Linked DNA regions of Homo sapiens: region 2 is linked to region 1. Evidence: chromatin contacts called from ENCODE Hi-C data. All regions are on one chromosome and are shown on one strand. The core of a region is the stretch at or near the end of the contact, and the rest is flanking DNA. Distances in the headings are between cores, read along the strand shown.

Region 1 (4,713 bases), core at 1,291-3,790:
ACTCCAGCCTGGGCAACAGAATGAGACTCCCTCTCAAAAAATAAATAAGTAACTGAATAAATAAAAAATAAAGTAACAACAATCAGTAGCATCATTTGTGAATAGAAATTGGAGGCAACACATGACTTTTTCTGCACATTTGTAGTAATGTTATCTGCTACTTTAAACATCTCTTCTAATATGAATATAGAAATTTCTGTAGATTGATAATTTATCATAATATCTAGGTATTTTTCCCTTAGATAAATGTGATGTTTTATTGCTTACAAGTCTAGTTTGTTCCTTGTTATATCAAGGAGTTTTTAGAATTCACCAATAAAATGAGAAGGTAGGAGATCTTGTCTACCATTATATCTCCAATACCTAGAACAGTGGCTTAGCACAAAGGAATTGCTAAGTTAATATTTGTGGAAAGAATGAAAGAGTTTCATCAGTTTTAAGGTTGTGAAAATCCTATGCTATACTTGCTATGAAAAAGGATGTTATAAAAAATTCATTAAAACCAAAATTGCTAAAGACAGATCTAACAGACTTAGAACTAATGTTTGTGTGCCTTTGGCATATTAATTATGCATAAAAATAGACCCTGCTAATTCCAAACTAGTCTTAACCATTTATGAAAGGAGGCCAAAATGTCTCCTTGAAAAATAATATTTGCAGCTAAGAAAGTTACTGTCTCTTCTTGATTCTGCAGTACTGAAATTCAGACTTTTTATTTATTCAGATCACCTTTCTTACATATTATTTAGAATATGCGGCATTTTGCCACATTGAAGATTTTACCAAGAAGAACTGGGTAAACAGCAGAAGATGAATGCCTGGCACAGCGTTGTGCTCTACGCTGCGGTATCATCTGTTTCTTCATTAATTATTTATTGTGTCCCTTCTGTGCCAGAAACCATGTTATGTGCTGGGGATCCATGAAAAAGATACAGTTCTTAGTATCAGACCCAATCTGACACTAAAGACTAATGAACACATTTTCCTTATAAAACTTGTGAAGTTTCATGAAAGCAGAGAGAAAACACATAGTTCAGAGGGGCCTTCTGAGAGATGGCACTTCTGAATTGAGCCCTGAAGCCCAAGTAGAAGTGAACCAGGTGATAAGGGCCCTGCAGAGACTTCTGGGTGAAGGGCGGTGAGTGACTCAGGCCAAGGCACTGGCTGAGAACTTGTGTGGTGGGTGCTAGGTAACAGTAGATGGTTGCGTGTTACTGGTGCATAAAGTGCCTACCAGGAAAAGACAGCGACAGGTGACGCAGTTGCATCAGATCACAACAGGTCAAGGACTGTGGACTTTATCCTTTGAGCAGGGGTGGAGTATCTGTTCCCTTAGGCACTTTTGACAGGCTTCTCTGAAGCCTGAGATGGATGAAGCATTTGAAAGGAAAAAGGCTGGAGAGAGGGAGACCAGTTAGGAGCCTACATACAGTATTGTCACAGTCCAAGCCAATGATGAAATGTGCCTTGGGGTAGAAATGGGGAAGAGGAGGAGGTGAAATCAGCAGGACTTAGTGATCAACTAGGGGAGAAAATCATGAGTCCATTTTGGTCATGTTGTCTTGGAGCAGCCTGTGAGATGTTTAGATGGGGGAATTTTATCACAGATCCATGCTACTGGAAGGATCTAAATAATTTCAGGCATAAGCTGTTTGTTAGGCTGAATTACTGAGTCTTGCACATAATTTTTCACTCCCTGTTACATGCATGTTGGTTTTGTGTCCTTAGCTAAATTTCTTCTTACAGACAGGGCCTATGCCTGTTTGCAGGGCATAGTCCGGGCACATAGAAAGCTCTCAGTAGGTACATATTGGGTGATTAACTGAAAAGTATGTTTTTTAGTCCAATTATTAATTTAGCTGTTGACACTGTGAATTCACCATAGAACTTGATAATTTTCCAGTATTTTGTTTTAGTGGTAGTGCCACAGTATTGTGCGTGGAAAAATTCATTATGTTCGTCTTGGTTAAAACTAATAAGCAACAGTTATATTGTGACTCCACAGTGCCACTCTTAATATCCAGAGTCACACTGTAAAACTGATTTAAGGCCTTATGTTGCTTTTTCATTTAGTGTAACTAAGAAGACTCAGCTGATTACAAGGTTTGTCTGGTGGCTGTCATCACCACAGCAGAACCCTCGGTGAGGAAGATCAGTTGTTCCCAAGCCATGGCTTTCTGTTCAGACTGGCAAAGGGCGCCTTTGAGGGGGACACTAGCTCGTTGTATCTGGCGGAATGAATAACTTCCTGTGCCAGACAGTCCGCGGTCTTGAGGCTGAGGTTATTATTTGTTAGTTTCTCAGGCCTTCCTTTGCCGAGCAAGCTCCTGGGAGTGCACACTTGAATGCCCTGAGGATCAGAAATAGAAGGGGCAGAAATTAAAAGTTTAAGTCAAAACAGAGCCCTCTCTGGGCCATCTTGTGGCAGGAGGTTGAGGTGCTTTCTTTGGACCCATTAGCATACTGGGGCTGCGCGGCTGCCTGGAAACTCTAGAGTTGAACTCTCCCTTTTTCGGTTCCTCACCTGTGGGCTCCTTACTAGGAGCTGACAGTGACCTCACGCAGCTGCCCTAGTTTCCTTTCCTCCAGATGGCACGGGTAACACTCGAGGAAACCCTGAGAGTTCAGAGTCCAACTTATGGCTTCTCCATAGTTTCACTGTCCCTCTGGGCTAGAGTTGCCAAATAAAATAAAATACAGGACAACCAGTTAAATTTGAATTTCAGATAACAAATAACATTTTAGTATGAGTCTGTCTCGTGTGATATTTCGGTTCAGTCCGATGTATCAGTTGTTAATGTCCTGCCATATTTATCTCTCTGATGCACTTTTTCTTGAATTATTTGAAGTAAGTTGTAGATATCACACACTTTGTTCCTAAATCCTTCAGCATGCATCTCCTATGAATAAAAACATTTTTGATGTAGCCCATGCAATATTTGGGACATAATTATATTATAAAATTATTTGTTGTTTATCTGAAATACAAATTTAACTGGGTATCCCAGGTTTTATTTGCTAAATCTGGCAACTCTACCCTCAGGGTGCCATGGGGTGGCAGCTGCTGGATGGGTGAGTAAATCTGCACTCCTGGACTTGGTCAGATTTGATTTCATTTACTGGCTTTGTGACTTGGGACAGCCAGTGCCACCATTTCTTTGTCTGCAAAATGGGGATTTTTATTTTGTAGTGTCAGTGTAAAACTCAGAGATAAGGTACATTATAAAGCCCCTAGCATAGCACCTGACTTTAGCAGACTCACAGTAGATTGCAGCTGGCGTGGCAGTAATGGTAACTGAATAGTAACTGCCATTCTCTGAGCTGAAAGTGAGAAAATAAAAATAAAGACACACTGTTTTAGAAATGTTAGCAGCTGTATTTACAACTTCCCTCTGTTCTCTCATTCCCCATCTCTCTTCCTACTTAGTGCATTCGCATGAGCACACACACACACACACACACACACACACACACTCACTCACTCTCCAGCACGTGATCTACTCTGGGATTGACAGAGGGTTTCCTGACAAACATCCAACTTGTAAGGTGGAGGAAAAGAGACATATGAAAGCAGCAGGAAAAGCCACCACTCTTGAGGGCAAGATTTGAAGGGAGTAAAAGGGGCTATGAGGATTTGTCTGAGTGCTGGTGACTCAACTAAGAAGTGGCCAGGCAGAGAAGGGCTGTGGGGGTGGAGGGAGACAGAGGAGAAGCCCCAGCTGTAACATGGTCTGGGTTGGTTATGACTCTGGCATGCTGCCAAGGACAGTTTTTATTGTTCTTGTTTTTCATTTGCTTTGTTTCATTAAGAAGTCAAATGTACTAAATGTTTATTTCTATCCTGAAAGTTGGAGGAACAAGTTCAAGTCACACTGTTTACGCATGTCAGAACAGCCAGGTTTACCCTTCTTTCTGGTAACCCCTTCTTTCTGGAAACCCTTCCACTTGTCTTTGGATTTATGGTTGCCTAAAAGCTGGATGCCAGCCCAGCAAGATAAACCAGGGAGGTTAGCCATCTGTTCATTTATGTTTGCTGATTCTTTCAGGGTTCCTAATTCTGAGGTGATTTTCTTCACATGAACAAATAAATGAGATCTCAAGTCCTTTCTCACTGGAAACTTCACACACTATGATGCTTGTCAGGAAAAATTAGGCAGGAATACAGAGTGCTCACTCAACTGTCCTGACAGTAATAGGAAGAGAAGTGCGGTGGAGTCGAGAGTGGGGGCGGCTGCTCCTGGGCCTTTGCAGCAGAGCAGACCGCAGCTGAGGCAGCATCAGGCTCGCCTTTGTTTTGCTAGAACAGAGGAAAGCCAAGATGAAGTGAGTTCTCTTTGTGTCCATTCCTTCTCCTTGCCTTAGGGTCTATCCATAACATGCTACAGAATCTGAGTTTCTTAGATTTTCACTTAAAAAAAAAGATAAGGGAACATTTTTTTTTCTGCTTACAGAAGTAATTTATTTCTGGTGTAAAAATCCAAACAAAAGCAACAGTGAGTGGAAGACTCCTCCTAATCCGGACCTGAATTATAACTGATACAAATTCTCGACACTCAAAGTTCACATTTTGGTTTGTTTATTTGCAGTCTGTGCTTTTATATTATTTTTGTATTTCAGCCGTTTTTACAGTAAAAATACAAGGCTTTTCTCCATTAACAGATAGAGGACTGTTGGGAATACCAGGTGTTAGGTTTCTGTTAACCTCAGGCGCTG
Region 2 (4,713 bases), core at 917-3,416, 7.0 Mb before region 1:
TACCTTAGGACGTGGCAGCTGGCTTCTTCAAGTGGGAACAACTCAAGAGAGAGCAAGAGAAAGCATTCAAGAAGCCACAATCTCTCTGGAACCTAATCTCAGAAGTGGCATACCATCATTTCTCCCATACTCTGTTCATCAGAAGTGAGTCACTAGGTCCAGCCCCAACTCAAAGGGAGGAGATTACATGAAGGAATAAATACCATGAGTAGGGACCACCTTTGAGGCTGCCTACCGCAGTTGAAAACTATACTTCGGTATTTCAAGGCCAGGTGTCATGGCTCATGCCTGTAATCCCAGCACTTTGGGAGGCCGAGGCGGGTGGGTCACTTGAGGCCAGGAGTTTGAGACCTGCCTACCCAACATGGAGAAACCCCTTCTCTACCAAAAATACAAAAATGAGCCAGGCGTGGTGGCACATGCACGTAGTCCCAGCTACTCAGGAGGCTGAAGCAGAAAAACTGCTTGAACCTGGGAGGTGGAGGTTGCAGTGAGCCGAGATCGTACTGCTGCATGCCAGCCTGGGTGACAGAGAATTGCTTTTCTTTGTACTGTGTATTTTATTTTTTGCATTTGAAAATAGTATTCTGAGAAGAGGTCCAAAGGCTTCACTAGCTGTATATATAACACAGACAAAGAGTCCCTGCTTCAGTGCCAGACAGATTTGGGTCCAAACCCTGCCTCACCCACCAGCCATGTGGACCTTGAGCAATAACTTCACCTTTGCAGGCATCGGTTGCTCCAACAATAAAATGGACATAATAACAGCATATATCATAGACTTGTTGTAAGGGTTAAATGAAGTCATGCAAAACATTAACATTCTGCCCAGAATATATTAACAAATGGTAGTTATCATCAGTTTAGAAAAGAGCGTGCCTAAATTTCATATGTGTGCATAGTGTTCTACTTCACATGATTATAGAAGCCTGGGATCATGTTTATTAGTGGTCGGGTTCTACTCTTTCTTCCGTTGTATATTTTAAATACCTTAACAAATGTGATGAAGCCTAACGTGTTGGTACCAGATCCCTTACCAAAAGCACCACATAGGCCAGGTGTAGTGGCTCACACCTGTAATCCCAGCACTTTGGGAGGCCAAGGCGGGCAGGTAACTTGAGGTCAGGAGTTGGAGACCAGCCTGGCCAACATGATGAAACCCCGTCTCTACTAAAAATACAAAAATTAGCTGGGCGTGGTGGTGTGTGCCTGTAATCCCAGCTACTCAGGAGACTGAGGCAGGAAAATTGCTTGGACCCAGGAGGCGGAGGTTGCAGTGACCCAAGATCACGCCACTGCACTCCAGCCTGGGTGGCAGAGCAACACTCTGTCTCAAACAAAAACAAACAAACAAAAAACAAAACAAAACAAAAAACACACGACAAAAAAATACCAAGTATTATTATATCCAGATGTATTATATTAACACAAATGACATAAGCATAAGAACGAAATACTGGGCCAAAACGTCCATAGCGGGGAAATGCATAATCCAGCAACCTTCTTACCCATAAAATCTCAGGCCTGATGGTTTGCATTTTCAATGCATTGGCCACTTGTTACACAGTATGCAGGTGACTGCTGTGGAAGATGAGTTGGACTGGAAAAAGATTAAAACCTCTTTCTTCCAGCCACCTGCTTCTGACCAGGTGTTCCTTCCTGCCAATGCAGTACAAAAAGGAAGAGGCAGAGAAGGACCGCAGTTACTCTGTCATCATGTGATCTGTGTTTGTGAATCACGTTTGACAGAGGGCTTGTGCTATCCAGGAATCCAGTAACCATTCAGAGTCAGCGTGGACACCTGAGAGTCAGGAATGGCTTGCTGCCTCCATCTGTTAGTTTCCCTGAGTCTGGAGACCAGGAAGGCAGGATCTGGAATGGGCAAGTGCAGTGTTTTCTCATATTCTGACTTGGAGTCAGGACCCAGGTAGAAACTGCTGGTTCCACTTTGGTAGAGAGCCTCTCCCCGAGCTGGCCTCCTTTGCCCTGGCATGTCCAGCACACAAAGGAGGACATTATTAATATAAACGAGCGGACAGCATCTGTTGCCAGAGAGTCTTAATTAGTCCCCAGCTGGGACTGTGCCACGGGCACATTGCATGTTAGTTGTGATTTCCCAGAAACAATGAGGGAAGACCGAAAACACGAAAACACGTTGTTCCTCCACAGCCCCGCCCTCTCCTGCAACCTCACTCTCAATTCTGGGTTGTAGTTTTTCAAAACAGTACTAGAGAGTTTGATCTGAAATATCTTGATTAGTACTGGAATGAAAATGAATTAAAATTAAGCAAAATGTACATGGGATCTCTTGGTACTATTTCTTACCAACTGCATGTGAATCTACAATTACCTCAGAATAAAAAGTTAAATTTTAAAAATTCAAGCTGCTCAGAATTTACTGTGACAGGAAGAAAGAAAGAAACTGAAAAGGAGGAGGAGGAGGAGGGAAAGAAGAAAGCCCTATTCTGAAAATCAACTTTCTATTTTTTTCTTAAATGGATTTCCTCAATCAAGTTATACCTATCCAAATGATATTCTGTGCCTAGTGGAAGGTTGTGGAACAGAAAATGACACCTGCTCTTTTCCTCTCCTTTCCCCTGACCAATCTGACAAGATCCTTAATAGCAACTGTAAAGAGTATCTCCAGTATTATAAACGAGAGCTGGTCAAGGCCGCCCGCAGTGGCTCAGGCCTGTCATCCCAGAACTTTGGGAGGCTGAGACTGGAGGATCAATTGTGCCCAGGAGTTTGAGACCAACCTTGGTAACATAGGAAGACCCTATCTCTACAAAAAAAAAATGTTTTTTTAATTATCCGGGCGTGGTGGTGTGCACCCATAGTCCCATCTACTTGGGAGACTGAGGCAGGAGGATCACTTGAGCCTGGGAGGTCGAGGCTACAGTGAGCTATGATCACACTACTGCACTCTAGCCTGGGTCCTGGGTGACAGAGTGAGGCCCTGTCTCAAAAAAATAAAAATAAAGAGAGCTGGTCAGAGTTGCTGACTCCCCTCCAGAGAGAAGGACAGAGAAGATACACTTTTCATGATAAATCCTTTTAGACTTCTAAATTTTATAGTGTGTATATATACTACCTAGTCCCAAAATATTATTCCTCAAATCTTACATAAGGTCTAGCTCAAACAAGTCCTTCTTGATTAAGCCTTTCCCGTTTTACCACTTAGAATTCACCACTAATAGAGGGGTAGTGCTCAAGCCTGGCTGCCAGTAGAAAAACCTGAGAGATTTTTAAAAAATGCCCAAACTCGGTGCCCTCCCCAGACCAGTGGACTGAGAATCGTGGAGGGGAGGAGGTCAATCTGGGTATTTTTCAAAGCTCCTCAAGTAATGTTAATATGTACTCGGGGTTGAGAACTTTTGCCCTGACCCTTTATGGAGCCCATATTTAAGCACTCACCCTATGAGTAAACTGAGTAATTGATTAAAAAGTAAAAAACACTTTCACACCTTTTATCTCATTTGGTCTCTATAATAACAACACGTAAACTGGGCTTCATTTTCCCACTGCACAGAGGAGGAAGTGGAGAGCTGAGCTGCTAGAAGTTACCAAGGTCCCTTTGAGAGCTTCAGTTCTGCACTTCTTGTATTTGATCATCTCCCCTGAGATTAACAGATTTTGCTCTCCCCACCCAGAGCCCAGTATCGCACCTTTCATTCAAGCAGTTCAACCTCAATAACCAAAACAGTGAAAAATGAGTAGCTCAGCAGAACACCAGGAAGTCACTCCCAGTGACAGAACCCCACAGGGTGGTTCAGCTTCCTCATAGGTTTCTCACATTACGGGTAACAGTTCATCTTCCTGTTTCTTTCACTTCTTGTTTACCCCTATCAAAACCACCTCAGTCGCATATTTGAAATGCATTTTCCCAAGCCCCAGATTAATCAGAATCCCCGCGGGTGTTGTTCAAGTATATCTTGTGTGTATGTGTGTATCTGTGGGAAAATATACATAAAATTCACCATCTTAGCCCATTTTGTGTGTGGTTTAAGCAACAAATATTTATTTTCTCACAGTTCTGGAGGTTGGAAGTCTGCAATCAGAGCATCAGCATGGTCAGGTGAGGGTCCTCTTCCCAGCTGGCGGGGGTCCACCATCTCAAGGTGTCCTCACTTGGCCTGTTTGGCCTTTGCAGAAGACAGGCAGATCTGGAGAATGAGAGATTACTACAGACTTAATCAGGTGGCGGCCTCAATTGTAACTGCTATTCCTGATGTGGATTCATTCTGGAGCAAATCAGCCCATCCCCTGGTGCCTAGCAGGCAGCTACTGGTAGGCGAAGGCTTTCTTCTCCATCCCTGCATCTTGTGGCTCACTAACATGCACGTGAGCCTGGTATGCCAGGAACACGTGCTGCGCCAGCGGCTGGGCTTCCAGCGAGGTACAGAGAGGGGACACACGCCTTTCAGGGGGAGAAAGGGGCAGGGAGGGCCTCTAGGGACACCACGTCAGGACCCTCCCACTGCACCCAGGCCTTGGAGTGGGCCACCCTGCCCAGGACCCATCTTAACCATTTTTAAGTGCACCATTCAGTGGCAGTAAGTACATTCACATGTTGTGCTATCATCACCATGGTCTATCTCCAGAACTTTTTAATCTTCCCATACAGAAACACCTATTAAAGAACTTCCTATTCCCCTCTCCCCCAGCCCCTGTTAACCACCATTCACTTTCTGTTTCTAGGAGTTTGACTAC

The links. Hi-C counts contacts between places; a loop is a spot of excess contacts on that map. Pooled maps may share reads with other maps.
Region 2: a loop to region 1 is called in a map of OCI-LY7, with 13 times the contacts of the local background. The contact joins two enhancer-like sites. A Hi-C loop is called at or near these places in 1 of 168 maps with a recorded cell type or tissue (OCI-LY7), 1 of 37 single-sample maps with no recorded cell type and 1 of 50 pooled maps.

Annotation. Positions count from the first base shown.
Region 1 is chr4:76,197,603-76,202,315 of GRCh38, reverse strand. The region is part of intron 1 of SCARB2 (scavenger receptor class B member 2); the gene reads left to right. Among named protein-coding and RNA genes, the nearest start is that of SCARB2, 14 kb to the left of the region's middle. RefSeq lists enhancers at 2,206-2,265, 2,286-2,475. Within about 2 kb of position 2,540, at least 15 of the 41 ENCODE cell types and tissues checked have a DNase peak (open chromatin) inside an H3K27ac peak, as active enhancers do.
Region 2 is chr4:83,216,889-83,221,601 of GRCh38, reverse strand. No RefSeq gene overlaps it. Among named protein-coding and RNA genes, the nearest start is that of COQ2, 66 kb to the left of the region's middle. RefSeq lists enhancers at 1-98, 1,808-2,067, 4,525-4,594. Within about 2 kb of position 2,166, at least 16 of the 41 ENCODE cell types and tissues checked have a DNase peak (open chromatin) inside an H3K27ac peak, as active enhancers do.